2 separate regions of the Homo sapiens genome follow, and region 1 is linked to region 2. The links are chromatin loops, found by intact Hi-C in ENCODE. Cell type or tissue: PC-9. All regions are shown on one strand. Links, peaks and the distances in the headings refer to the core of each region. The heading gives the core; the rest is flanking DNA.

What was found. Hi-C counts contacts between places; a loop is a spot of excess contacts. Peaks named below come from ENCODE experiments on the same cell type or tissue, not always from the same donor. Only the 100,000 strongest peaks of a DNase experiment are listed, where the experiment ranks them.
Region 1: it touches region 2 in a loop (3-fold over the local background); 5 of 110 quality-filtered maps call a loop at or near these places.

Annotation. Positions count from the first base shown.
Region 1 is chr17:21,393,778-21,408,861 of GRCh38, reverse strand. It overlaps KCNJ12 (potassium inwardly rectifying channel subfamily J member 12), which reads right to left. Exons shown (of 3, transcript NM_021012.5): 2 at 222-343. Among named protein-coding and RNA genes, the nearest start is that of KCNJ12, 25 kb to the right of the region's middle. RefSeq lists enhancers at 3,216-3,716, 4,124-4,623, 7,232-8,209, 8,210-9,187, 10,936-11,535. In PC-9, for the core only: no CTCF peak of the experiment used is centred there; a DNase peak (open chromatin) is centred at 6,441; H3K27ac peaks cover 1,041 bases.
Region 2 is chr17:21,450,829-21,465,912 of GRCh38, reverse strand. It overlaps LOC124903951 (a long non-coding RNA gene), which reads right to left and starts at 8,718. Exons shown (of 2, transcript XR_007065664.1): 1 at 8,213-8,718; 2 at 6,921-7,060. RefSeq lists enhancers at 613-1,166, 1,167-1,720, 1,721-2,274 and a silencer at 8,799-8,878. In PC-9, for the core only: a CTCF peak has its summit at 8,677 (motif pointing left); a DNase peak (open chromatin) is centred at 8,582; H3K27me3 peaks cover 1,397 bases.

The DNA.
Region 1 (15,084 bases), core at 2,784-10,783, 56 kb after region 2:
AATGGGTGGGGGAATGGGTGAGGAACGGATGGCATGGGCGAGGGGATGGATGGAGGGGTGGAGGCATGGGTGGGTGGATGGAAGGCTGAGCAGATAAATGGGTGGGGGAATGGGTGATGAAAGGATGGCATGGTGGGTGGAGGGGTGAAGGATGTACAGATGAGAGTCTGGTGGAAGGAATGCCTAGATGCACAAGAGCATGTCAATGACTTCACTCTTACCTCTTGAGTTCTATCTTCTATGTAATGGTGCTGAGTGGGCACGGTACTGTCTTCAAGGCTGAATTAGTAGTGGCTGCCATTTCCCAGGCACCAACTGGAAAGGATCCAGTCACTAGAACATCCTAAAGTTAAAAGAGTAAAGCCAAGTTACTGCAGGCGGTGCTGCTCTTCTCAGAGGGGCTCACAAGTAAGACATAACCACATGAAACCACATTTCTGCTCACTTCCCCAGGGCCCCACAGGAGGTGGAAGGGCCTCTGGCCTGCACCTTTGATGCCCCACACCTTCACAGCATAGCAACCATCCAGAACCAGAGAAGAGCAGAACAAGATGGGGTGTCAGAGAAAAATGACCGCTGACAATTATTGAGTGCCTATTGCATGCCAGACACTATAGTAGGCATTTTACATACATCATCTCACATAATCCTCACAATTACACAAGGTTGGAACTATTGTTGTTACTATTCCAGAGAAGTAGTTAATGTGGTAATTCTCCCACTGTCACAAAGGAATTCAGGCCCTCAGCCTGTACTCCCAGCCACCACCTGCAGAGCCTTCCCAACGCCAACCTTGGAGCCAGTTGTGAATAGCTGGGTGGGTGGATGAATGAATGGGTGGATGGATGGATGGATGGATGGATGGATGATGGATGGGTGGGTGGATAAATGAATGCAGGGATGAATGGGTAGGTGGATGGATAAATGGATGAGTGGGTAGATGGATGAATGAATACATGGGTGGGTGGATGGATGGATGGGTGAATGAGTGGTTGGGTGTGAGGGTGGATGGCTGTATGGAGGAAGGATGGATGAGTGGATGAATGGGTGAATGGATGAGTGGATGAATGGATAATAGGATGGATGGATGGATGGATGGATGGATGAATGGATGGATGGATGGATGGTTGGATAGATGGATGGATAAGTGTGAAAGTAGATGATTGGATGGATGGATGAACAGAAGGGTAGATGGGTGGGTGACTGAGTGGATGGGTAGATGAATGAATGGAGGGATAGGTGGGTGAATGGGTGGATGGATGGATGGATGGGTGGATGGATGGATGGGTAATGGGTGGGTGGATGGATGGATAGACGAATGGGATGGATGGATGGGCAGATGATTGGGTGGATGGATGGGTGAGTGAATGAGTGGATGGGTGAGTGAAGAAGTGAATGGATAGAGGGATGGCTGGGTGGATGGGTGGGTATATGGTTGAGTGGGTGGATGAACAGATTAATGGATGAATGGGTGATGGGTGCATGGATGGATGGATGGATGGAATGTTGGGTGATGGATGGGTGGAGTGAATGAGTGGATGAGTGGATGGGTGGATAGATGGACAGGTGGATGAGTGTATGGGTGGGTAGAGAAATGAATGGATAGAGGGATGGAAGGGTGGATGGATGGATAGATGGGTGAATGGATGGGTGGGTGGATGGGTGGGTAGATGGATAGATGGATGGGTGGATGGGTGTGAGGGTGGGTGATGAGTGGGTAGATGGATGGATAGGGTGTTTGGGCGAGTAGGATAGATGACTAGATGGATGAGCAGGTGGGCACATGGCTAACTACGTGGATGGGCACACATCAGTAATTTGCCAGAGATTTGCCTTGGGTACACATACATCCTACATGGTCCCTGCAATCCCAAAGATGCAATTTCCCCACCTGTCAAAGGGATCCCCCTGCCTTCCTATCCAGTGTGCCGTGAGAATCAGAGAAGAGGTTGGTGGGAAGGGGCTCTGAGGATCTCCACGGTGAGCCACCTGACATGCTTCTCACCTCCGCACCTCCCAGCCAGGGAGTTCATGGGGCCTGCCCTTTCCAAGGTTACAGCCAAGGCTGGTTTGTCACACTGGTTTTTCTGGCTGGAATTAAGGCAAATGTTGGTAAGTCACCCCCACCTCATTAGCCTCCTGGGACAGGTGACAGTGGTTTAGAGGCACACAGACCTAGATTCAAATCCCAGCTCTGCCCCTCATAAGCTGTGTGACCTTGAGTGAGTCACTTCCCCTCTCTCAGCTTGTTCTGAAATGGGATGGCCTGCCTGGTCTCTAGTGGCCCTTCAGTCCCTCTTCACCCTCCAAGTCCCCCAATCCCCAGCCCCTTCTTCCCCATCCCTCATCATTCTGGGAGCAGAAGCCACAGGCCTACACTTTGCCTCTCTCAGCCATTCCATCCTCAAAACTGATGGGGACACAGAGGTTCAGAGATGGATGGGTGGATGGATGGACAGGTGGATGAGCTGCAGAGGTTCAGAGAGGTTCTGTCACAAGCCAACATCACACAGCTGGGGACCTCCACGGCAGGGACTTGGGTCCACCCCCTTCCCCGAGTGGGCCAACACTGTGCAAGCCCTGCATGCTTGGCAGCTGGCTGCAGTCATCCCGATGCTCACAGCCCTGCCTTGGAGGAGGGACAATTCTCCCCTCTGGACAGATAGGAAAACTGAGGCTGAGAGAAGCTAAGTCACCTGCCCAGTCACCTGGAGCTGGAACTCTGAGCAGCGAAGGTCGGATATTGCCACAGGGCCATGGGAAGCCAAGCAGGGGTGGGGGCCAGAAGTGTGGGCAGCAGCCCCTATCCACGTCCTGCTGGTCACCTGGCTTGCAGCAGGCTCTCCCAACCTCGTCCCTCACTCCCTACTACCTGGAAGGGGCATTCCCCAGACCACAAATCCAGCTGGATTTGTTCTTATCTAGGAGGAAGGCAAAATTAGCTCTATTCTACACAGGGGTACTGAGACGTAGAGCAGAGAAGAGACTTTCCTGAAGTCACAGTGCAGGGCAGGACCCTGCAAACAGGAGCCAGCCTTCCACATGCCCTGGCCAGAGCTCCCGCCACCTGCAGGGGCCACAGCAGCCGCCATGTGAGCTCACCCCGCCAAGTCCCACAAATGCTTCCCGGGGTTATGGTCACAATCCTGGATGGGGAGGTGGGCTGCAGGGGCAGTGCTTCCCCATGACCACGACTGAGGGCCAACAGGCCGGGCTGGCCCACAGCGTCCCGCAGGGGAGGGCAGGGCCTGGGCTGAGGCTGGGGCTGAAATCCCCCACGGAACAGGGCAAGGCACTTCCCCTTCCTGAGGCTCAGCTTCCTCTGAAAAACGAGGCTGGTGTCGCCTGCCAGGCCTCTCAGAGGGTGTGCCATGAAATTGAAGGTGGTGACGAAGCTGCAGTCCGGGCACTGGGCCTCGCCCCAGCGGGTCTCTGGGAGGTGGCAGCTGTCACCCTCCCTGGAGAGGCCTGGCAGCCCCCCAGCTCACTGGGGCCTGAAACTCCCCATCTGCAAAATGAGGAGACCCCACACACCTCGGGAGACTGTCACAAGGGTAAGCCAAGCCCTGGCTTCAGTATCTGTCCCACAGAGACGATGCAGCAGTGTGGGTCCTGCAGGCGTTCACTGTGACCGGCGTTCCTGACACCACGTGGGCACTGAAAGCAGAAACAGGCTTCCCAACAGGACGGAAAGCTGGCTGTGCCCAAGCCTCCCTGTGGCCTGCTGGATGTCCTCAGAAGCCCCCCTGGCCCGCAAGGAGCCACAAAACGCACAAGGGCAGGATCTGCCTCGCTGTTCCATGCTCGGGATGCGCCCGGCCCACAGAGGATGCTCAGAAAGTGGAAGCTGCAGGAACCTTGAGTGACACTGACCCCTCACATTCCGTGGCGTAAAGATGGGGGCTGGACATATGGACCCCAGAAAGAGGCTGCACCAAGCGGCCAGAAAAGGCAAACGTCCACCCTTAAGCCCTGAGGTGAGGCCAGGTCAGAAGGTTCTGGCCCCACAGAGTGGACGACAGTCACACCAAACACCAGGGAATGTTTCTGACGGTATTTCTATCTTGAGAACATCCTTCTTCACAGAGGGTGGGGGCAGGAGGGAGAGAGGGTGTCCTTGGCCCCAGGCCCCTGGGAGAAGCAGAGAACAGAGGCCCTACAGTAGTGCCCTCTGCTGGGGTGGCCATCGCAGACACTGCCCCATCCCTGGGCTCCGTTAAGTCCTAGGAACAGGGGAGACCTGGAGGGTCTTGGGGCCCTTCTAGGACTCCTGGCTCTGCCCCAACTTGCTGTGTGACCTGGAGCAGGGCTCTGTCCCTCTCTGGGTCTCCCTCTTCAAGTCCTCACTGGGCACCGAGGACTTGAAGAGGAAGCATTGGGCGCCTGCCTTCATGGGGCACCCTGCCTCACAGGGCAGACGGTGAGAAGTCAGCAGTCACAACTCGCTGGGCCCTCGGGAGCCCAGGCGAGGTGTCTAACCCAGTGGCAGGAGGGGTGCTTCCTAGAGGAGTATCTGCCAGTGGGGAGGCAGCAGCGAGCAGCAGGGGAGAGAACCCCGCCTGAGACCAACCATAGCACAGTGACACAGCTAGGAGCACCAGAGTCCTGCAGTCTTGGTGCAGATTCCAGCTTCACTCTCCAGGCACTAGGCCTTGGGCAAGACCCACCCTGACTGTGTGCAAACCAGGGGGCTGGCCCAGCTACTCCACAGAAGCCCTGCCAGCCCTCCATTCCAGGATCTAAACTATTCGGGGTTTGTGGGGAAGGTGTGAAGAGATGGGCACAGCCTTGCCACCATCATATCAGGGAAGCTCAGCGTGTGCAGGCACAGAGGCCGAGGCATCACCCCAGGAGGCCTCGGATGTCATATTAATGAGCCTAGACTTGATCCCAAAGGCAATGGGGAGCCCAAGGGCCATAAGAGAGCTTGAAACTATAAGAGTTCTGGGGCAACAAGGCATGAATTCAAATCCTGTCTCCATCCCTTCCTGTGTGGCCTTGGGCAAGCCACATAACCTCTCTGAACCGCAGTTTTCTCACCTATAAAATGGAACTAATCATAGCACCTATCTCATGTGGTTGCAATGGGGTTTCCATGAGTGAATACATGGAGACTGGCCAGCTGGGAACTCCCTGTCCTCCCACCCTCTCCCTTCATCACAGCTATGAGCCTCTGCCTCACCCTGCAGAGAGTCACAGGCCCCTTTAGGGCCTCAGCTGGACCCCACTCCAAGCAAGAAGGAATGATGGGCAGGAACCCCAGCGGGAGGCACAGGTCAGCAAAGGCACCCTGGCTTCTGATTTTCATACAGCTGTAAATTTTCCAGCTTCAACTTAATTTGAGTCTCAGACATGTCCTGAGCAGCCAGCATGTGCACAGGAGAGCAAGGACACAAGGTAAGGACACAAGAAGCATCCTGGGACCAGAAAGACCACCAAAGGAAAGGCTGGGAAATTTGCCAACATAAAAATATGTATGATGTTGTCAAAACCAATCGTAAGTAAAATAAAAGAAAAATAATGTGTTTGTTTAAATCGGACCCATGTGCTTAATATATAAAGAGTTCTTATGAATCAATAAGAAAAAAGGACACAGTAGGAATGAGCAGAGAGCTAGGGTTGGGCTTCCAATGTCTCTGGAATGTCCCACACCTCAGAGCCTCAGCCAGAGCTCGCCCCTCACCATGAAATGCCTTTCTCTGCCTCTCAGAATGCAATGCATCCTCCAAGCTCAAAGGATGCCTCCTCCATGAAGTCTTCCATGATTTCCCCAAGTCCCTTGCTCCTCCGTGAGTACTCCTAGCATGTTTCTTGAGCCCCTAGGACCCAGTACTTGGCTTCTGCTCACTGCATCACAGAAGTCCCAGGTGGGGTGGCCCAAGCTTCTTTGAGAGGAGGAAATGAGGCACAGAGAGGAGCCATGCCCAAGGTCACCAGTCTGAGCCAGAGCTGGGCCTAGCACCCAGGTGTCCTGCCTCAGTCCCTCTGTAATCCAGCCACCAACCCCTCAGTGAGCCCTCCAGGCCTGCCTTGCTCCCAGCAAGGAAGTCCCCAGCTTGAGGGGTGCATTTATTTCTTCACAAAGGGCCAGCCAGGATTAGGGCCTCAGCCCCCCATAACCTGTCTGCTCTCTGTAGGGGAGCACGTTACAGTTGCTTTCTTAGCTTCCTTCTTTTATTTTGTAAATCTGGCCTTATTTCAGGTACAGAAGATTCCCTGGGAGGGCCTGACAGACTCTCAGGGCTCTGGGGTTCACCCTACCATGGGCAGGAGGCTGACCTCAGAGATGTAGAGTCCAGGAAAATAGGGTAGGCCTTCCAGAAAGCCTATCGCTCTGCCCCAGGCCCCATTTACAGTTCAGATCTGTGAGCGCGCCACGGCCTGGCACTGCTGCCAGAATCACACTCAGCATTGACTCACACGCTCAGCGGCGTCTGCCCAGCCTCTACTATGTGCTGACATCATGCCTGGGGGCCCACATGCTGCTGGGGCAAGACAGACCAAAAAAAAACAGGCTGAGGAAAAAAAAAGAACTTGAGTAAATCCAGAGACGGGTGGAGACTATTCCAGAGGTCAGGGAAGACTGCCTGAGTAGGTGACATCTGGAGAGCTAGTGAGAAGAGAATGAGGGAAGAGGGTACTCCTTCAAGTGGGAACTGTAGCCACAAAGGCCTTGAGGCTGAGGCCAGGGGAGGGCAGCGGGGCTGAAGTGAGTGTGCCAGGGAGGTGGGGGAAAGGGAGGCAGGGACAGCAGATGGATGGCGAGACAGAAGCACACAGCTCAGAAAGGGAGGGGACTTGGCCGAGGACGCGCAGCACGCTGGGCAGATGGGAGCACCTCTTCGTCGATGGCGCTCAGAGGAAGCTGCATGCCAGACACTACCCAAGGCCCTCTCTTCCCCATTCTCCCTCAAACTCCTATGCATCCTTCAACACCCCTTTCCAAGCCCCACCCCTTGTGCTTCCCTCTGTCCTGGACCAGACCATGCTGGGTGCAGCCGGTCTTTCTGAGTCCACCAGGCCAAGGGTCTCCTGAGGGTAGAACCTGGGTCTGACTGCGTTGAGGGGCCTCAGCACAGAACCAGGTCCCTGGGGGAAGTTAAGGGATTGGGAACTAGGATTCTGTCCCTGTGCCCCAAGAGTGCTCTAGAGTCCTTAAAGTCTGAATCACAAGACGGCAGGCAGCACTGCAGCCCACCCAAGGCCACTCCAGCTTCAGCTCACCATGGGACCACCCCTTCCCTGTCCCCTCTGGGCCTCAGTTTCCCCATTTGTCAAATGAGAGGCCCCATAGCTTGGGAACAGGGCGTCTCCACCTTCCTCCCTTATGAACTGCTCACAGCAGGGTGGCCCCTGCAGGAAGAAAGCATGGCTGTCACTCTCTGACCCCTGCTGAGCTCTGAGCTCGGCCCACAGGGCAGGAAATGTCAGCTTTCTGCCAGGCCAGCAGGAGGGTTCCAGCCGAGCCTGGGGGTGATGGGAAATCCTCTCTGCTCTATGGCCTTGCTTGGGGACTCACAATGCCTGGCCTGGGCATTTCACACACAACAGCCAGGTGTGAGGGCCTGGGGATGCAGCCAACCCCGACCACTTCTCCCCTACCATGGCTGGGAAACTAAAGCTCAGGTCACAGTCGGGATGCCCTTCCTTGGTCCCCAGACCCCCAGGAGGGCTGCCCAAGGACCCTGGGGGCAAGGCAAGGGGGCCGGGCAAAGCAGGGGCAGGCTTTGCAGTCCCCGAGACAGTGGAGCAGGTTCCCGGAGGTCCTGCCGCAGAGCCCAAGGACAGAAGCCAGGGCTTTGTGAACTTGATGGGGGAAAAATCATCAACTTCCCCGCCTTCAACCTCTCTGTGAAATGTATGCTGGACACACCGAGCCTGGGCTCACCCCAGGCCCTATAGCAATGCAGACCGCTGGAGCTGCACAGCTCTCCTCCCTGCTCCCATGGAGTCAGTAGGACGGCTGCCACCGGGTCTTGCTAGTTAGGGCGCTCATAAGCAACAGCATGCTAATTACTAGATCACACATTTTAAAAGAATGTTTTGATAAGTACTGCAACACTTATTTCTGGTTTCCTCTGTGGCCCTATATGGGTTCTCTCTTGCACTCAAAAGTGTTATTCTGAGAAGGAGGATGTCAAAGGCATCCCTAGCACACGAACAGCTCAGCACGCTGGATCAGAGGGAGAAGGGCTGAGCACCTGCCAGCTCAGGGCCAGGGCCTTGTCGGGAAAGGACAGGGCAGCCTGGCCCCTCGCCCACCCATCCAGCCACTTGTTCATTCCCCGTTCATTCCATAAACAAGTCTTTCCTGAGCACCAAACCCGTTTGAGGCTCTGTGCGGGGTGTAGCATGAAAAGGGTGGTCAGCCCTGTGCCCGGCTCCTCACAGATCGGGGGAGACAGACATTCCAGGAGAAACCGGAGAAACACAGGAGATTCCGGCTACAGGAGGGACTGTGTGACCACCCGGGAGGAGGGAGTCGAGGCCAGCTGAGGGTCAACAGGGCTGGAAACAAGAGCAGAGTCCCCAGCCCAGGACACAAGGCAGGGTGTGAGGAGACAGGAGGGAGGGGCAGGGAAATGAGCTCTGAAGGGGACAGGGTGGGGCAGGCCGCTCAGAGGCCAGGAGCTTGCTCCCCACCCCCAGGTGGCCTTTGCATGTGCAGCCCACCCAGGTGGGGTGGGGAGCCCTTCAGGCCACAGGGAAGGGTCTGGAAGCACTGGCTGCACTTTTTCCTGCACTCCCTCTAGTACTAGGTAGCAGGTGGCTCTGCATGGCCTGATTTCACAGTGAGGAGACTCAGGCACCCCACAGCTAGACGGTAGCGAGCGGGGCCCCACAGAGGCTGTTCTGACCCCATACCGCTTTGCACGGACCTCTTACTGCCACACACGCTTTCCAACCCCAGTAAACTGGGACTGCGCAACTGCTGTGCGTCAGGAACACTCGTCACTGTGACACATGCCACTTCCATTCACACCAGTTTCTTTTGATAGAGGCAAGAAACTGGGGCTCGGATAGGATGAGTGCTGTGCCTAGGGACACGCAGCCAGTCCATGGCAAAGCTGGGATAGAAATTCAGGACTTCCAGGGCTGTGGAAATAGAGACCTAGGATTTGACCACGCACGTTGGCCCTGGTGTCTCTAGGAGACACCACAGTCACTCCAAGTCTGGCTTGGACCACCTCCTCCAGGAAGCCTTCCCTGACTATGTGGCTCTTGCCTGCCTCTCTCCCATTCCTTTGGTGGCAGCTAATTGGTGCTGTGAGGAGGCAGGGGCTATGGGACCCAGGAGTGGTGGGGTAGGGCCCTGGTGTCTGGCCCCTGTTTGGCCCCTGCTGTGCTGTACTGACCTGGAGCTATGGTCTTTCTCTGAGCTGGGATCTAGCAGGACATTTGTCCCAGAGCAGAGGTGTGACCAGCAATGTCTGCTCAGAAAGCAGGTGGGTGGCCACTGAGATGGCCAGGAAATGCTTTCTCATGCCTGGAGCAGGAAGAAAGGACCTATTTTGTGCATCTCTTGACAACCCCAGGAGACACGCTGGGGACTATCCTTGCCCCAAGACGAAGAAATAAGCTCAGAGAGGGAATCCAGAGCCCAAAGGCCACATGATCGGCCAGCATCTGGGGGCCAGGCATCCTGGGAAGGGCGCATGCACACAGTCGCTGGGGTGCAAGGCCAGAAGCAGGCATGGGGGACGGCAGCTTCGCTCCATGGGGTCTGAAGATGAATGCAGCCGCTTCCACCTCCAGCCTCCTGCCAGCATCTGCAGGGCTTGGGGTGGGTAGTGCAGCAATGCTGAGGGGGTGCACAAATTCTCACCTCCTAGGGTGGGTCCCAGCTCCTGCCAGGGCTCCACCCCTAAGGCACACATTTATGGATTCATCCTTGCCTCAGTTTCCACATCTGTGGAATGGGCCTAATCATTCTGCCTCCCTGGTCCAGCAGATGTTAGTCTATGCACAGTACCCAGAACAGGTCCAGCATACAGTGCTATGTGCTATGCACACCACACACATGATACATGCTAGCACATGCCTGCTCTCACACCACAGCTCTGTAAACGCATCTTTGCTGGCAACATGTCACATGTGTACACCGATACACGACCTAGGATAAGGGTGTGTTCTATTCTAGTCCTTTCCCCAGAAACAGATCTTGAGTCAAGGATTTGGGAGTAGGGAGTTTACTTTGCAGGTGACAGCGGGAAGCACCAGGAAGGGAGTGGGGACATGAGATGGGGACAGGACGGCAGCCAAAAATGACTGCATAGATGAGCAGGTCACCGCTGAGGATACCTGGGCTCCAGCCTCCTGGGCATAGAACACGCCTCAGAGTTATCCCCAGCAAGGAAGCCCATTGGAGGGATGGCCCAGCATGCTGTGGGCAGTGGGGGCCGTAGAGGTCTGGCCTGGCCTCGGGATGCTGCTGGCCACGGGGGCTGCCAGGCAGGGGAGGACGCATTCATTCCCTCGGCTGCACATGCAGAAGGCTCCAGTGGCCAGAGGAGGCACTGGGCAGGGCCTCGGGTACCAGAGAAGTGTGGGGTATGACCAGGGAGCTCCTGCATGGGCACACATGGGTGTGTGCAGTCCACCTGCGTGTGCCTCCAGCATGCACACAGACTCGGGCCTGCGTTCTTCCTCAAACGATGAATCCATGCCCACATTTGTGTGGGGCTATCGACCTGGGGATCTCTGTGTGTCTGCTCTTGTACACATATGTACACAGGCATGGACACACACACACACACACACACACACACATACACACACGTCCAGGGCTATGTCCCTCACCCAGCCCTGGCAGTGGCTGCAGGGTGGCAGGGATGGTCTGGTCACCTTGGCAACGGGGCAAGAGAAGCTAAGTCTGGGACAGCCTTGGTTCAAAGGCAAAAAACAAAACCAAACCACTGAGCACAAAGAGGCTGAAAGAAGAAAAGGAGAAGGGAGGGGTGAGAGGGGGCAAGTCTCGGCCCCCAGGCTCTGCTCCTGGTCCACTTGCTAATCCCTGCTGTGCGCTGTCAGCCCCAGCTGAGGGCTGCCAGGGGAGCTGGAGGCCGCAGGGCAGAGTATGAGGCCCTGAGTCAGGCCGCACTGGCTGATTCTCCGGCTTGGGGTCCTTTCCCAGAGTCGTGGGGGCAGGCATCCCAGACATCAGGCACTCTGCAAACCAGTGGACTCTGGGCCACACCCTCACAAAGTCATCCTCTCTGGACAATTAACACACTAATTGCACACGCTGCCCGTGGCCAGTGCATTAGCCCAGCTCCCACGATGATTTATTCAGGAGCTCCCATCTCCTTCCCGTCCCCAGGCCAGCTCATCAGCCTCTGCCGGGCGGGAGGACGACCCACAGACGCTTCCCTAGCCTTGCTCGAAAACATCGCGTGCTATTTATATTTCATCAGACAAGAGTGCACGGGGATGAAACCGCCGGTGATCCGCTCCCCACAGGCAGCCGGGCGCTGAAGCCCCACACGGCAGCGATCTCAGGCAAGAGAAGCTGAGGCCTCCTGCGTTCTTTGGGGTGGCCCTTGCTCGAGAGCCTGCAGCAGGAGCTGTGATCGCAGCTACAGGGATGTTACCTTGACTGCCTCACTGCGCCCTGAGAAAGCTCTGCAGGGAAGAGTCTGCTATTATCCCCATTGGACGGATGAGGAAACTAAGCTCCAGAGAAATGAAGTTTCTTACCCAAGGCCAAACAGCCTATAAGAGGCAGAGCTGGGGAACAAGCCCATGCCTTTACTGCCAAGCATCTGCCCTCCCAAATTCAGTCCCCAAGCATCCCTATGAGGATCTCTGTTTCACATATGAGGAAACTGAGGCCCAGAGAGCTAAACACACTTGCCCAGGGTCACACAGCTAGGAATGGAGGCCAGGCAGATGACCTTGATGGACAGTGTGCTCCAATCTGTGCCCTGGGAGACCCCCTTGAACGATGACCCCCGGCCAGAGCCTCCCAAACACCTGCGTGCATCCAGGAAGCCTCCCTGGGAGGCTCTGCACAGTCCGTCCCCACGGCTACCTGAGGCCATAGCCACGGTGGGCCCCAAACCTGATGCCTTAGCCCCACCCCTGGATGCTGGGTGGAGGCCCAGCTTGGCCGGCTCTGGTGACTCCAGGGGTCCAGTGGTTAGGACAGTGACCACTGTGAAGAGCCCTTGAATCACATCCTCTTGTCGTCATCCTCACAGAGGAGGGGCCCCTCACCCCAACCAAGACGGCCCTCCCCATCAACACGGGGCTGATACCCACACCGGGCATCCCATAACCACTGGCTCCTGAGACCGGTGCGAACCAAGCTGGCTAGAACCCCGGCCAGGCACGGGGATGTCTCTCTGAGCCTCGGTGTCCTCATTTGTCAGATGGGCACTGACAGCCCCTTGGAGGACTGGGATGGGCATGCCAGGGCTTGCTGCCTGGCAGGACCTGTGCACAGCAAAGCACCAGGCAAGTAGAAGCTGTGGTGGTCATCAACGTCGTCTGCAAAGTGGGAAGCAGGGCTTTGCGGCGAGCTGGCTCGGTGACTTCCTGGCTGTGTCATCTCAGATTCCCGGCTGCCCTTCTCTGAGCCTCAGTTTCCCTGCCTGTTAGCTGAGGATTTCTCAAGGTTGTAGGAAAAGCAAGGAGTCCAGGTGCATGTAGCACTCAGCTCTAGCCTCAGCAAGTTCTCGAGAGCCCAGCCAGCCCCTCACCCCCATGCCAACCCCAAGGCCAGGGCAGCTGGCACCTTGGAATGACCCCTGGCCCCTGCCTGCGCCCGGGGGCCCAGGGCAGCCACCATAACAAGCCTGGCAGGGACCCAGGTACAGCAGGGCTGTGGCCCAGCCGAGAAGCCCGAGGACATCCTGGGCTGGCTGCAGAGGCTCAGAGCCCAGAGAGGGCAGGCCATGCCTGAGCCACACAGCAGGGCAGGCAGGGCACAGCAGGACATGCTCTGGAAATGGCCCTGCCCACCAAGTAGAGGGGCTCCAGCCACTCCTCTGCCTCAGCTGAACCCCAAATACTCTTCCCCTCTCCCCAGGCCAGTGCACAACCTCTACCTGACCTCTGCCACTCAGTCGTGGTAAGACCTTGGGCAGGTCATTTCACCTCTCTGGCATCAGTTTCCCTATCTGTAACATGGGGGCAATATGATGTGATTGTCATGAGGATTAATGACTTCATAAAGAGCTTAGAGCCATGCTTGGCATAGAGAAATATTATATCACTATCCCTGTTATCATCACGTCCATTATTTCCTTTTTTTCTTTTTTCTTTCTTTTTTTTTTTTTTTTTTTTTTTTTTGAGAAGAAGTCTCGCTCTGGAGTGTAGTGGTGCGATCTCGGCTCACTGCAACGTCCGCATCCCGGGTGCAAGCAACTCTCCTGCCTCAGCCTCCCAGAGGTGGGTTTCACTATGCCCGGCTAATTTTTGTATTTTTAGTAGAGACGAGGTTTTGCCATGTCAGCCAGGTTGCTCTCGAACTCCTGGCCTCGAGTGATCCACCTGCTTTGGCCTCCCAAAATGCTGGGATTACAGGCATGAGTCACTGTGCGCCGTTTTTTTTTTTTTTTTTTTTTCTTTAGGATCTTGCTGTGTCGCCTAGGCTGGAGTGCAGTGGCTTGATCAGAGCTCACTGTAGCCTTGAACTCCTGGGCTCAGGTGATCCTCCCTCCTCAGCCTCCCGGGTAGCTAGGACTACAGGCATGCTCCAGCAAACCCAGCTAATGTTTCATTTTTGTAGAGATGGGTCTCACTATATTGCCCCGGCTGGTCTTGAACTTCCGGCCTCAAGTAATCCTCCTGCCTCAGCCTCCCAAAGTGCTGGGATTACAGGTGTGAGCCACCTTGCCCAGGCATCATCAACACTTCTGTGCTAGGCACTGGGTTAAAGAAGGAAGCAGCCCATGGATCCCATGTGGTCATGGTCTGTGTCCAGGCCTGCCACCCTCAGGGGTCCCTCAGCACTTCCAGGGACCCGTTTGCTGTGGCCCCAGCAGGGCCTGGAAAGAATTTCTGGAACTAAGATGAACAATTTCTAATGGTTTACCCCTGGCAACACTGAACTCCCAGCAGCTCCCACCTCCAACGCCTTACGCCAGGCCGGTCCCCTCCCAGGGTGCCTATGCCAGGGTTTCTCTCTGCCACAGCCCTGACCACACCAGGCAGTCTCTGTCTTCACCTTCCCCACCCTCAGCCTCGAGTTGAGCCTCCAGTCCTAATTCCTCTCCAGAATCAGTGCATCACCCAGCACAGGGCAGGCACAGAGCAGGGGCCCTGTGTCTGTTTCCAGGACAGCAACAGTAATCTATAATGAGAGCTTAGGTTTATTGAGCACTTACTATGTGTCAGACTTAGCCCCTGAGTACCATACAGTCATGCCTCGATTAACGATGGAATACATGCTGAGAAATGTGTCATCAGGCAGTTTCATCACTGAGCAAACATCATAGAGAGACTTACACAAAGCTAGATGGTACAGCCTACTGCACACCCAGGTTGTGTGATGGAGCCTGTTGCTCCTAGGCAGCAAACCTGTACAGCAAGTACTGTACTGAACACTGTAGGCAGCTGAAACACAATGGTAAGCATTTGTGTATCTATACATAGTTAAACATTGAAAAAGTACAGCAAAAATACAGTATAAAAGATAAAAAGTGGTACACCTGTATAGGGCAGCCCCTTGATGATCTTATGGGATCACTCTCATACACACCCTCCATCACTGACTGAAATGTCATTGACACGTGACGAGATCCCCACGAGATAGATATTATAATTTTACAGATGAGTACACTGAGGCCAAGGGAGGTAGCCTTCACTGGAGACTTCAGGTAGACCACAGCCTAGACCAAACCCCTTATTACTCCAACCTGTCCTCCTTTGCCTGGGTCCTATGGGTGGGGCATAAGAGGCCAGCACTAGAGACCAGCAGTGCCCTCAGTGGCACCCTTGGCCCCAAACTTAGACAGGCCACACACTCCATGGGCTCAAATGAGTGGCCCTGGGAGGATGCACTCAGCCTCAGGCCACTGGCCAGGTGTTTGCCCTACTGCTCAGGGTGGAGGCGGGCGGTGAAGGCCTGGGGGCACGGGG
Region 2 (15,084 bases), core at 3,895-11,894:
AGGTTTGGGGTACGATTGATATAGTCATTCAAGTAACGAGTGTGCATGGTACCCAATGTTTAGTTTTTTAACCCTTCCCCGCTTCTTCTCTTCCTTCCCCCTCTTGAATTCCCCAGTGTCTATTGTTCCCATCTTTATGCCCATGTGTACTCAACATTTACCTCCCACTTGTAAGTGAGAACATGCGGTATTTGGTTTTCTGTTCCTGCGTTAATTCACTTAGGATAATGGACTGCAGCTGCATCCATGTTGCTGCAAAGCACGTGATCTCGTTCTTTTTATGACTGTATGGTATTCCATGGTGTATATGTACACATTTTCCGTAGCCAGTTCACCATTGAAGGGCAGCTAGGTTGGTTCCCTGTCTTTGTTATCGTGAATAACGATGATTTATTTTTTGAACATGTGTCCAGGACAGCCTGGCCACACCCCTCCTCTCAGCCCTCAGTCACACTGGTTCTTTCACAGCACGAAGGACTACCTGAAGGAAGCTTGTTAATGTCTCTACATCTGGCTTGTCACCGACCAGAGCATCATCTTCCCATTGCAATGTCCTGCCTTTCTGGCTGCTAGATCTCCAACACCCAGAACACTGTGGCTATCTTAAAAAAATAAATCACTAGATTAAATTTTTACCAAGCAACAACTCTGTTCTGAGCACGAAGCTAGCGTTTGAGAGCATAGCAGGAAAAATAACTGGCCCTTGCCTTTTCCATGCAAGACTGACATTGTGCTGGTAGAGCTTTCATTGATTGGATTATTATGAAAATAAAGGTCAGCCAGCTGTGGAATCTTCCTTCACTCTGCTCTGAGCCTGGCCATGCAAACCAGCAACATGAGCTCCCACTGCCTGGGGATCCGAAGCAGGACTCCCTTCTGTCCTGTGAGGGACGCTGGTGTCCTTGGGGTCAGGGCTCCCTCCTGTCCTGTGAGGGACACTGGCGTCCTCAGGGTCAGGGTGCTCTACCCCGGCAGCCCTTGGAGACCCACCTCATTCTTCCTCAGGAGCCTGCCCTGAACCTGAGGCCTATGCTTGGTTCTCAGCATAGGATTCAAATCCCTGTAGTTTCACTGCAGAGCAGGAACTCTGCCAGTCAGAGATGATTTCCCAGCAGGAGCAAGGGCCGGGCTGTGGAGGGCAGGGAAGGTCCTCCCTGGGGCCTGAGTCCAGGTGAGCGGCAGACCGGTGTGCTCCTGGGAGGACCCTGCCATGGAGGGAGCAGGGTCTTAGTGAGCGCGGTGCGGAGTTCCAGGAACGGTGTTTTCAGGTAGCATGGGGGCTGCTGGTGACCGGTTCCTTCGAGGTCATATTCCTCACACATATCAGTCTCCCTTCCTATATGTTCCTGCCCTCCTGGGCGTCAGAGTTTCCCGTTGCAGCCTCTGCCCTGACCCTTGCCCTTGGACCGTTTCCCTCCGCTTTCCTCCCTGATATCCCAGATCTACTCTATTTTTCCTCTTATTTCAACCTTGAAAATGTTGTCTGTCAGTTTCCTAAGTCGTGTTTCCACTCGCTGGTGTACGGAGTGTCAGGTTCTACCCCGTGCAGCCGGGTGGGCCCCTCCTGCTCCTTCCTGCTCCTGGAGGTTTCATCCCCCACCTCCCCCCACAGTGGCTTTTAGCTGCCTGGAGCGGGGTGAAGCGGCTGGAATCCCCAGCCGCCCGCCGGCCCCTGGGGCGAGTGCGGAACGACCCTCTCTCCACGCGGAGCCCTGAGCGGGAGGAGGCAGGGGCCCGGGCAGCGGGAACTGGGAACAAGCCGCCCGGCAGGAAATTTCGCGTGGCTGGAATTTAGGAAGAAGCTCGCGGGAGCTCAAAACCTCCTGCTAAACGGACAACTGTTAAGGCGCGCATCCGGTTCTGTTTCCCACCTGCAGGCTCGGCGTTCCTCAGTCTGGCAGGCGGGGAGGCGGGTACGCGCTCGGAGAAGTGGTGGAAGGCTGGGGTTGCGGGGTGCAGAGAGTGCTGAGCCACGAAGACTTGGGGCAGCGAGGCCGCCGAGCGATGGCAGAGCCTGGGGAGGCGTCCAGGCTGCGGGGGAGCGGGGACTTGGGAGCAGGGACCCTGGGAGACGCTGAGCGCAGGGCCAGGGCCGCGTCCAGAGGTCTCGGGTAGGCCTTGACTAAAGAGGGGGCTGGGAAGAGAGACGTGGAGAGGTCAAAGGGCCCTGGTGAGTCTGGGTGAGGAGCAGGGGATCTAGTCCCCCCAGAACTGAGTCCAACGTTTTGGGGGGTAGGGACAAGGAAACAGTGAGGGGGTGGGGGCCATGGGCCACCGTTCAAGGGACAAACCCCGTTCAGAGGAAATAAGGCACGGAAGTGAGGTGACAAGGGACATGGGCGTGACAGGGCCATGAGATAAGGGGTGTCGAGGTCGGGCCAGGAAAAGATCAACTAAACAGCTGGGGGAAGTGGGGGCCGGGGGAAGCAAGACATGGAGGCATGAGGGAGAAAAAGGGAGGAGGGGAAGCTCAGCAAATCAGTCACTGCCGGGCGCCTCTAGGAGCCTGATTTTGTGGCACCTTAGTCATGTTTTCAGAGAAGAGGTTCATAGTCTAGAGGATCCCATGGCCACATGGCCAACGCAGGGAGGAAGTGGGGTGAAGAGCTGGGGTGCCCATCTGTGGCCCCACTTCCTTGTGAGGTTCTCACAGGCCCTGTGGGCACACAGCCCAGCCCTGCCCTGAACTCGGGGCCTGCCTGGATCTTGTCTCTTCCCTCCTGTGCTTTCTGTCTCAGCTGAGCTGTTCTTACCTGCACCTTAGCACCTCAGGCTGAGTGGGAGGGAGAATCTTAAACTGGCCCTCAAGATTCTGCCCCCTGGGGAACAGCCCTGTATATAGAATCCACTTTGCCAGGGTGGCCTGGACCTCTGAATACTTTGGGATCTCACTCCCCAAGTTACATGACTTTACGTTGCAGTTAGTGGGGTTTGAAGATGTAATTACAACCCCTAATCAGTCTACTGTAAGGTCATCAAAAAGGAGATTTTCCTGGAGAGGCCTGGCCTAATCAGGTGAGCCCTTTCAAAGAAGGGCTGGAGGCTGGGTGTGGTGGCTCACGCCTGTAATCTTAGCACTTTGAGAGGCCAAGGCAGGAGGTTCACTTGTGCCCAGGATCACTTGACCCCATCTCTACAAAAAATACAAAAATTAGACGGGAGTGGTGGTTGCACGCCTATAGTCCCAGCTACATGGGAGGCTGACGTGGGAGAATCACCTGAGCTCAGGGAGGTTGAGGCTGCAGTGAGCTGTGATTGCACCACTGCACTCCAGCCCGGGCAACAGAGCAAGACCCTGTCTCAAAAAAAATAAAAGAAAAGAAAAAAGAAAAAAAAAGTGGGCTGGAGGTCAGAAGCAGAGGGGGTCAGCGTGATGCAAGGCAGACAGTCTCCTGCAGGCCCTGAAGAGGCCTCCTCCTGTGCTGTGCCGCTGTGCCGCGGTGCCGCTGTGCGGAGGGCCTCCAGGAAGGTTTCTGAAGCTGCTGCTTGTGTGGCAATTGGTTACATAGCAGCAGAAAACAAATGCAGCCATCTGTTCCTCCCTCTCTTACCCCAGCCCTGGATCTAACCAGTTCCTGATATTCTCTAACCAATGACCACCCTGCACGTTCCTGGACAGCCCTGGTGTGAACCTTCACTCACCCTGGGTGGCTGAAGATGGTTTGGGATAATAATGATAATAGTGGCTCCTGATATCTGTTGGGCACTAACTACTGTGCAAAGTGTTTTACGCCCATGAAGCCATCCCATTTTCACAACAGCTGCATAAGGAGGCATAGCTAGAAGAGGATCTAGCAGCCTTCCAGTTCAACTTCATTTAGACGTCAGGATCCCAGGCCCAGAGGCGCAGCTCATAGTTTCCAAGCCCCACACGGCGCTGTTTCCAACTGTTAGGACAATCCTGAACACCTAGAAGGCGCTCCTATGTGCTATGGGTGTAGCAAAAACATCCTTCATTCACAGACTCTCCCCAGGCTGAGCCTGCAGACCCCCTCTTGTGATAGAGTCGGAACTCAGTTTTTAAAGAGCTTAGTGTGTAGATACTATTGACGATCACTGGGAGCTGAAGTGTTCTGGAACTCCAGGCATAGTAACATGTTTTAGGTTCATTGATTTGAAGTATTATGAAAGGAAAACAAATGTTACACCTCAAAAGGAGTTTAGATTCTCTGTAGTGATAACTACAGTATAGTCACTTATGACTATTTTCTAAATTTTAAGCTAAATATTCAGTGTGATAAGATACTCATTTTTGTACATGTTACATCCACTTAACTATTGAAGCTGGTCATTTATTACCTCACATGCAGTGTTAAGATAATGAGTAAATTGTTCATAAATTTTCACTACTATTATTGGGAAGCATCATGGCATGTAATAAATCATCTTTTTTTATACATAGAATGAAATCAAGGCTAGGGAAGGTACATACTACTCCATTCGTGCTGTGTGGCTAAGCATGGATCTCATCGATTGTGTATAATGGCAAGATGAGTACTAAAAATATTTGTGGGACCAATACTTGAATGTTCATAGGCAAGATGTCAAAAATATCCCATCATTCTACAAATTAAAATAATTTTAGTATAATGTTGAGACAGCACATTTATAAACATGTGCCAAATAGAACGTAGCCACCTAGCACAGTGACTGGATTGGATGTAGTGCGTCTCTGGATTCCTCCTATGTGTTTACTGGAGATGTTTGGGAAGTCACCCAGTCCTTTCCTTGTTCATATTCTTTATCCGTGTATTGGAATTTCATAGTAACTGCTTAGCTGATGTGTTTAATGTAAGTTACAGAATTGTCTGTTAAACATGCTGTGCTCATTACCTATTATAGGATATTGATTTTTTTCTGTATCTTTGCCCTTCTTTAAAACATTCTAGTGCTTTTACTGTTTAGAACATGCATGAGAAGACATAGCAGGAGGAGAGCAAACATGACACCAACTTTTTTCATTTCTTAGCCCTTTTGATCTATGTTACAGCTGAAGATACAGATGAAAATTAAGGCTGAGCTATCTGATATCCTGGTATCTGTTGGGCACTTTTAATCTGTTGGGAATTTTAATCGTTAGATATTTTACTTCTGATTATGTGAACATATACAATTTAATGATTAAAATATTATAAATTTCATGCTTAATAATAAATGTCTTTCATATATGGCTCCATCAACTCTTTAAACTTTGCATATTTATACTGTGAAAAAAATGAATTAACTAAGCCTCCGGCTTTCTAAAATGGAAGCAGGAGAGGCACTCACATCCGCTAAAGGTCAAGCCACAGAATGTTCCAGTAGACTTGGATAAACAACTGAAGCCAGTGTCCACCAGCCTTCAGCATCTTTCAGCTGGGAGTAGCCTCGTTAACTGACGAATCAGAACGAGTTTGCAACTTAGGATTCCTGCCCAACAAATCAACTGCCTTTAAAAATAACTTTTTGTGGAAATCCTCGATTCAAAAATGTTTCCTGTGCTTGCCTTACAGGACACTCTTCAGGGCTGCCCTGACTCACTGTACCTGAGTTGCAATTCTTTGTTTCCCAGACAAATGCTATTTCCTTTGACCTCCATGCCCATCTTTTTTAGTGAACAGCACAGTATCTTAACTGTTATTGGTATCTATTATTAACACTGTTGGATCTTTCATTGCTTCATAGAATTATCTTTATCTTGGGCAAGAAAGTGAAAATTATCCATAGTTTCTTTAAAATAGTAATATTTTAAGCCACTCAAAATAAGAAAAAGTCAAAGTTCACAATAAAAAGATCCTGATATACCTGAATAAGATTTGAAAAGTGAAGAACAATTCCTTCCACCTGAAAAGGGTGTTGACCCAGAATCCACCTCTGACGACCCTCTAGAGCTGGCAAGTCAGCATCATTCCCAGTGCACCTGTGACTGATGACACATCTCACCCAGCTGCCATAGGGATGTCAAAGACACGGGATACAGTGCTGGAAAGGGAAAAAGCATCAGTGCAAAAGTAGATTTCAGGATTTGGAGCACGGAGGCAAGTGCCCTCTCCTGGCATCCCCGCATGGGGCCATGGTGAGGAGGCTCTGCAGTCTTCCAGGACGACTGGACCATGGATAGGAAATACCCAAGACATGGATTCTCTGGGGACATGGGCGATTCCAAAAGCACCGAGGAGTGTGCCCCTAGAGAAGCAGTCCATTGGGTCCATAGTAAAATCTCATAGCATAACCAACAGTGGAGACCAGAGACTAAAAATCTGTAACATCCTTGGAGTCCATGGACCTCGAAGCCAAACACAACAGCCCCACGAGCATCTGCCATCCAGGCATGGAGAGCTAGGGGTGAGCTTCTTAGAGTAAAGGAGGCTTCTTCCCTGTTCAGATGTGTGAACGGTTGGGTTTACAGATAATGGAGGTGTCTGTGTATGTTGTCATGAAAATATAAGGCAAGTGGCACCAAATGTGATTTAGCGGTCCCAGAAATTCAGTGCTGCGTGCTTTCTACATGACATTAATTTTAATTATATGTACACAGGAGAAAATTTAAAATTGAAATGTCTTATCATTGCTAGAAAAACAGAAGTTTTTTCCCTACGAGTTAGAAATCTTGATCTCTGCGTTTTTCTATGGATCGATTCTCAAAGTTTGTGCAAATACAGTCGGTGTTTCTCTCTAAGTGTCTTTGGTTATGAACTAAGGATGTAACCAACTCCTGCTTATTAGGTAAAGGGATGAGGCAAGAGAGATCCAGCAACAGGGTATGGTTATTTTTCAGTCTTTGGCAACATTTTTCTTCGTGATGTCAAAAGTAGTGAACTCCCTGACTAGGGTTTCAGACATGGGCTGTTCTAATCCACCAAACACCAAACGGCTGGGGAAGAAGAGATTTGGACATGGATAACCAGTGTCACCTACAACATGGAATGGAGGGTCGTCAAAATGGTCTGAGTCACTTTAATATGTGGCTGGAGAGATGCGAGAACAACAGAAAGAGCCCTCAGGAGGCATCCCCACCCAAGGTCAGTGAAGCTCAGTGCAGCTGCAGGGTGTGGGGTCATAGGGTGACCAGGTGACCGGGCTGATGGGGAGGAAAAATGCTCTGTTAAGGGTGTTGTCTCTGTCACCTCTTCAAGAAGCAGCACAGTCTCAGGCACATGTTCCCTCCTGCTCCCCGCCACACACACACACAGACCCACTGCAGCTCTTCCAAGATTCTTCCCTCCATTCTGGGACCTCCCCTTCCTCCTGAGCCCCTGTGGCCTCTATCTTACTCCCTTTCCCCAGTTCTTTGTACCTCCCTCCTCTCCCTCACTCATGTCCCCTCCCATGCAAAGCCCCTACTGGTTCCCCCTTCCCCACTTCACCTCCACTCACACTCCATCTTCACCCTCCATTCCAGTCCTTCCCTTCCTCTCCTCACTCTGACTCCCCTGATAAACTCACTTCCCATCCCCTCTGTCCATGTCCCTGCCTCAGTTTACCTCCCTTCCCCTCTCCTCACCTCCCTTGGATGCACCTGACCTCTCCCGCCTCCCTCCCCTTCATTCATGCCCTTCCCTTCTTCGCTCTCCAGTTCCATCTCCTCCAACATGCTCCCCTCCCCCTTTCCTTCAGCCTCTGTTGACCTCTCCACCCTCCCGCAGTCCCCTGCCCTCTCCTGCTAAGGCCATCCCTCCCAGCCATCCCCGCCCTCCCTACGTCATCTCAGTTGGCTCCATGTCCCTCAGCTCCCATCCCCTCCTTCTTCCCTGCCCTGAGAGCCATCCGGGTTTCCTTTCCAGTCTCCCTCTGCTCCTGTGCTTTCTTCCCCTTCCCTCACTTCCCCTGCTCTGTCTTCTCCTCAGTTCCCCGCCCTCCCTCTCTGCACCTGCCCAGTTTCCCCCATCTCCCCTCCATGCTCCCTTCCTCCCCAGCTCCTGAGTTGGACCACCTCAGCTCAGCGCCCTACTTCCTGTGCCTGCCCCTGCCTGCTGCCCACCATCCCTGCACACAGCTCACTCCTCCCTCTGGCCCTCCTGCTGAGCAGGCGGCTCCCCCACTGCCCTGGGCCTGCCCACCTTCCCCAGCCCCCGCAGTCAAGGCTCTCCAACTCCACACCACCGGGGTGAGGGCAGAGAGGCACCCTCTCCAGGGCTGCGCTTCCTCCAGCAGGTACCAGCTCCTCCCCCTCAACTAAGCTCCATGGCCCATCCCTGCCCTGGGGGCGACACCACAGGGACCTTCCGCTCACCTTGCCAGGCTTTTCAGAGGCCTCGGAGCTGTGGTCAGGCAGGCGAATGGGGAGCAAGCCAGGGGTTACAGATCCAGAGCCTAGGGCAGTCCAGGCAGGGGGGGCTGTGGTCCCCTGTGACCACTTCTGTGACCTTGCCACTTGAATCCTCCAGGGCCTGTGTCCTCACCTCCAACGTGAAGATCAGGCTGGGCCATTATTGCAGAGCTGTGCTGAGTGTTGAAGAAGGTGCGTGTCACGCGTTATTATAGGTAGCTGGTGTTTCCTGAGCGTTTGGAAACGACGCTTTGTAAAATACTGTGAACTAACCGCAGAGCTGGGCACAGCATGCTTCATGATCTCATTTTATACTGACGTGTTTAGTCATCGTGCTGTCAAGTATTCTCCAGCCACATCATTTGTTAGTAGTTTGACCTGCATAGGAGGGCACTGTCACCCTCCCTCCTGCTGTGCTGATTTCAGCTGGAGCCGCCAGGCCAGGCCGCCTCACGCGCCCCCTGCTGACTAACCCGGGAACTGCCCGCAGCCTGCTCTGAGCTTTCTGATGTGGGCGGGACCGGGCCGGGCAGGGCCAGGCGCCTGCGGGGAGGGGCGGGGCCCGGCGACTGAGGGGAGGGGCGGGGCCAGGCGCCTGCGGGAGGAGACCTGGTCCAGGATCAAGGAGTCGCTCAGTGCAGGACCGGCCCAGAGTTCACATCCCTGGCTTGATCTACAGGTAAATTTTTTTTGTATACTTTAAGTTCTAGGGTACAGGTGCACAACGTGCAGGTTTGTTACATAGGTATACATGTGCCATGTTGGCTTGCTGCACCCATAAACTCGTCATTTACATTAGGTATTTCTCCTAATGCTTTCCCTCCCCCACTCCCCCACCTCCCCTACTGGCCCTGGTGTGTGATGTTCCCCGCCCTGTGTCCAAGTGTTCTCATTGTTCAGTTCCCACTTATGAGTGAGAACATGCGGTGTTTGGTTTTCTGTCCTTGTGATAGTTTGCTGAGAAAGATGGTTTCCAGTTTAATCCATGTCCCTGCAATGGACATGAATTCATCTTTTTTATGGCTGCATAGTATTCCGTGGTGTATATATGCCACATTTTCTTAATCTACTCTGTTATTGATGGACATTTGGGTTGGTTCCAAGTCTTTGCTATTGTGAATAGTGCCGCAATAAACATATGGACCTACACGTAAACTAACTGGTGTGTGTCAGACATAGATACAGGCCAAGAAGAAAAGTCAAAGTAGGCAGGGGCAGCTCCAGGACAGTGATGACCTGGGTCGCTTCATTCTGTGCCTGGGGAAGAACCAAAGCCACTTGGAGATTAACGCCATGACAAAAACGAGGGACGACGTGTGTGCAGTTGTGGGTTTCATGTTTACTTTCCACGACTCTAGAGGACTTGCCCACCTGTTCATACATAAACCAGTGCCCAGGGCCCCGCTGCCCCGTGAGGGCTCCATCTCCCCCATCACCCCACCCCCTGCTTAGCTCCTGGCCCACCCCAACCATCCCTTAGTTGATGAGTTGGTGAAGCTGCCCCCTTTTTCCTCCCTATACCCTCTCTTCTCTACCCCAGGTCCTGCTGGGCCTCAGTCTTTGGTCTCTCTGCCCCACCTGCCCCAGCACCCCCCGGTCTCTTGGGTCCTCACCTGCATGCTCCCGAGCTCACCTCCAAGTTGATCTGCATTTCACAAGGCTGGCCCCCTGCAGCCCGCCCCCTCACCTGAGGCACCAGGACCATCCACTTCCTCCACTCTCCTCACACCCCCAAAGTGACTCAGGGCTCCCCTGAACAGCTGGGCTGGAGTCCTCCCACCAGCTCCCTCGGTTATACCTGCTCCCGTTCCCTCAGACCCAGCCCCCCAGGTCTCCAGACCCATTCATGGACGTGGCCTCCTAGGCCTCTCAACACTCACCTCCCAGCAACCCCTCAGCCCTGCCCTCCCCAGGCACCAACTTGGGACTCCCACAGCGGCAGAGACACCTATTCCCACTTGGGCTCATGTCACCACAGCTCCCTGGGGATGCTGAGCCTATGAGCCCAATCTTGCTCCATCCCTCCAGTTCCTTTCTCCAATCCAAGTTCTCTCAGACCTGCAGTGTCACCCCTGGAAGCCATCTGGACACCCAAGGCACTGCCTAATGGAGATGGCCATACTCTTCCCTGTAGGGATGGACAAGGGACACCTGCAGTGTGCAGGTCACAATCTGAACCTTTGGAATGGTGTGGCAGGCCGTGCCCTGCCAGGGCCCCCACCAGGGCCCCTGAATGGCTGCTCCCCATCAGTCACAAGGAAGACCCTTGATGATCATCCCCACTGCCTCTGAGATGGGCCCGGAAAGGCATGAGCTTCTCAAGCACCTGGGTCACCATCTGGGGAATGGCAGTCATGATCAAGTCAATCCCTTGTGCCCCAGAGACACTGTAACTCCCCAGTAGCATCCCAGAGGGACTGAGGCCACCCTGGGCAACAGAGCAAGGTTCCATCTCTACAAAAAATAAAAATGTAGCCGGGAGTGGTGGCGCACACCTGTAGTCACAGCTACTCATGAGGCTGAGGCGGGTGGATTACTTGAGGCCAGGAGTTCAAGGCTGCAGTGAGCTGTCATTTCGCTACTTCAGCCTGGGTGACAAATAGGAAGGGGAGGGGGAGGGGAAGAGAGGGAGAGGGGAGGGAAGGGAGAGAGAGAAGGAGAAGAGGGGAGGGGAGGGAGGGAGAAGGAGAGGAGGGGAGGGAGAAGAGGAGGAAGAAGAAGAAAGAAGGAAGAATCCCGGAGGGGAAAGAGCCACCAAGGGTATCCCCACACTCTGTGCAAGCGTCTCTCTGCCTGAAACATACATGTGTGAAACTCACTGTTGGCACAATCAAGATGGAAAATTAGACCTGAGAGCAGCTTCTGTGGTCTTTGAGAGGGACCCAGGTGATGAACAGAAGCAGGGAGGCTCCATGGAAGGGAGAAACCCAAGTAGATGGCCTTCTCTGTGGCTTCCAGCCTGGGGCAAAGGGTGGTCAGTCTCAAGATACCCAGTAGGGGAAGGGCTCATGTGGGAAAAGGGAAATGGAAAATCCTGCCGCCTGCACAGAATGGGGAAATCACCCGAGACTCCAAAGTGTCATTACTGTGATGTCTGTAGCATAACATCCACATCGCTGTAACATCCACAGGGGCCTCCTTAACACCATCAGGCTCTGGAATCGGAGAGCAGAAGAAGCTTCACAGCTGGAGCTGAAGTGGGTCTGAGTACAGACTAATCTCTATTGTGAGGCTTACTATTATCCCTCCTTTAGGGACATGGTCATTTTAAAATATTTTATTTTGAAATAATTATAGAACTTATAGAAAACTGCAACGGCAGCATAATGGGTGCCTGCTCCCTTCCCCCAGCTCCCCCAGGGCTTCTAGTTTTGCCATGTGTCCCCACCACCATGATGGACTCGGCCTCACTGACCAGCCCCAGTGGACGGCACCAAGGGCAGGCAGGATCACACACTCTTTGCTCGAAACACTCAGGGATCCTTCCTGCCCCACACACCCTCTCCATGCACCCACATTCTCTGCCCAAGGGTGGCCTGGCCCCCTATCCCCTGCATGTGGCTCCTTCCACTCAGGCTGTGGATCGATCTCATGTATTGCAAATGTGGTTTAAACTTTGAGAACAGCAATTCTGGTTTGTAGGAAAAAGTGAGGATCTAGGCCTTTGCAGTCATGCACATGTTCATATTTTAAATACAGGCCAATGAGCCGCTGCCTAGTGTGCCTACCAGAGACACACCTGTTGTTAAACTACAGCTGGATTTACTGTTCCATTCTGCAAGAATATGCCATGGCGCTGTGGAGGGTGCAGTGAGAGGCTTGGAAGAGCCTTGCCGCAGGCTGTGTGTGTGTGCCAGCTGGCCAGGGGTGGACTAACGGGAGAGGGGGCTGGCTCTGAGTTGAGCACTGTCAGGAAGCAGGAGGAGGTAGGTATACACTGGAAGCTTCATAAACCTCATCCCCCGGGAGGCCTGACAAGGGCAGGACAGGCTGTCACCAAGGCCAAAGCAGCAGTCACCATGTGGGCTGGGAGGGGACACGGCTGGCACTCCTGGCCTGAGAGATGCTCCCATCTGTCTGTATTCAGACAGGATGCTGGAGTGGCTTGTCTTTGTCTTGATCAGGACCATCTGGGGTCTTGCCTGCTGCTGCTGTCCTGAGGGATGGTTTGTGTTCTCCACGAGAGCCCCACAACCTCACTGAGGGTGCCAACCCAGCTCCTGGGACACAGCCACCCTCCTCCTTCTCAAGCTTTAATGAGAAACGGGCAGGAGGTGGCCGGAGACCATAGCCCATCTTCCGGGGTGCTAGGGGTGTCTGCTCGCAGTTCTGGTCTAGGGCAAAAAGAGAAAGGAAGGGAAAATCTCTCAGAAAATAACGGAACCACAGTGGGGCTGCCGGCGAGATGAGCAAACTGGGCTGGTGACATCCAGGGCGTTAGCAAAGAAAAAAGCACCAGTGTACAGGCAGCCAGGGAGCCCAACCGCTCTCTTAGGGCCGCCCCCTCCCAGTCCCTCCCGAAGCCACCCTTGCCCCGCCCTACCCCAAGAGCACACCCCGCGCCCCTCCCCCAGTCCTCTCCCCGCTCGGCTGCCCCCTCCCGCGGCCGCATCCCTAGTCAGTCCCTGAGACCGTCCAGAGGTCAGCCCCTGGGATCAGGCTTGCGGTGTTGGGCCGCCCTCCTTGCCAGATGCCGCCCCGGAGAGGGCAAGGGCGCAGAAAGGGCTGAGCGTCCCAGGTCCCTACGTGGCCGCATGTGAGCGCATTCCAGGAATAAGGAAACGAGAGGAGTAGGCATTTCTACCGTCTAAGGCACTTTGCATGAAATCCCGTGGCACTGGAAAAGTAGTTGAAACGAAAACAAAGTAACGCTGGCTTTTACGATGCAGATAAACGGATAAGCGGCGTAGGAAGCAAGTAGGAGGGCTCCGTGCACACCAGGCGCAGCGGAGCGGGGATTTGCCTGCGCGTCCGAGCGCACAGGGCGGTCGCCGAGTCCCAGGGAAGCCCCCTGGCCTCGCGCTGCAAACTCAGGCAGCCTCTGCTCCTGCCTTATGGCTCTGAGGGCACGTGCTCCTCCGGGGAGGCACAGCTTCCTCCTATTTCCCACTTCCTCATCCGGCCCTTAATTCACTAAAGACGAACAGGGAACGATGTTCATTACCAAAGTGGGTGCTCCCCCTAGCGTAGCACAGAACGCGGCGCTGTTCTCACTATTGAATTGGAATGATAATATTTTTAGCATCAAAAATTAATTCTAGAAATCTATTACAGTTCATTTTCCAGAGAATAAGGGTAGCAAAAATAGTATAGGTTTGTTTCTTAATTTCCTTATGACACACATCACTGGTTCATGTGATAACGTGTGGATTCTCACCTGGAAGACACACGAGGAATAAAATCACCATATTTTAAACTCTATCTCAAGTCTCTCAACATTTCAGGCTGTGTTCATTCACACACTGCAGAATGATGAATATTCAGAGGAAACTTTTGCAGAACAATTAAAATTGCAAAATCGGAGCCGGGCGCAGTGGCTCACGCCTGTATTCGCAGCAGCACTTTGGGAGACTGCGGTAGGAGTATCGCTTGAGCCTGGGAGTTCAAGACCAGCCTGGGCAATATAGTGAGCCATCATCTCTAAAAAGATAAAAATAAAAATAAAAAATTGCAAAATTACCTAAAATGAAATGCATACATTGAAATGCACACAATTATTATAAAAATTAAAGTTAATATTAATAACATATGACATGAGCCACAAGATTTACATTAAAATAGTCTAGTTGACAATAACTTGAATATTTAAATAAAGTCCTCTTTATCTCTAAGTAATATATTTACAGTCTGCCATTATATGAATCACTTAAAATTCAGATGAGGATATTAATCAATATTGACAATTTCTTCACGAATATCAAGTGAATAATAATGATTTTACTTTTTGGTTTCATTTTATTGTTGACATAAGATCTTGTTCTGTTGCCCAGGCTGGAGTGCAGCGGCAGGATCATGGCTCACTACAGCCTCTGCCTCCTGGGCTTAAGCAGTCCTCCTTCAGCCTCCTGTGTAACTGGGACCACAGACACGCACCACCAGGCCCGGGTAATTTTTTATTTTTTATTGTTTGGTAGACACAGAGTCTCATTATGTTGCCCAAGCTAGTCGTGAACTTCTGGGCTCAAGCGATCCTCTCGCCTCAGCCTCCCAAAATGCTGGGATTACAGGCATGAGTCACCATGCCCAGCATAAAGATTTTATTATGTGGAAATAAAAGGACATTAAAATATAACTTGAAATAACCCATTTCCTTGCAAATGTTTTATTTTTCCACCACTTAATCAAACAGTGCCAACACTAGACACTGTCACATTATTTGTTGAACAAACAGTATCTCAAATAACTTCATATAAATATTACTGGGAAACTTAGCATTTTATTAAAATGTTGTTTAAATTTCATATTTTATCAAAGTCTAACATATTAGTAATAATATATTCTTTTTATTCAAATTTAAAGTTCTATTTGACAATAGCAATTTATAATTTTATATTAATAAAAAGTCATTCATACAGTTTAATAATTATTTTATAACAGCATTACTGAAACCAGCACAGATGGTATAATGTTCATGATATTTTAATTTATAGGTTTAACATACACATACATAATTCAACATTAATGGCTTCCTTAATTACTCTACCATTAATATTGTAATTTTATATTATCATTTAGGGTTGCCCTTCTATTTTAATATTAGATGTTTCAGCATCCATCAGTTCTATCTAGCTCTTCTCACTGGTTCTTCTTTGAATTCCAGACATGGCCACAATCTT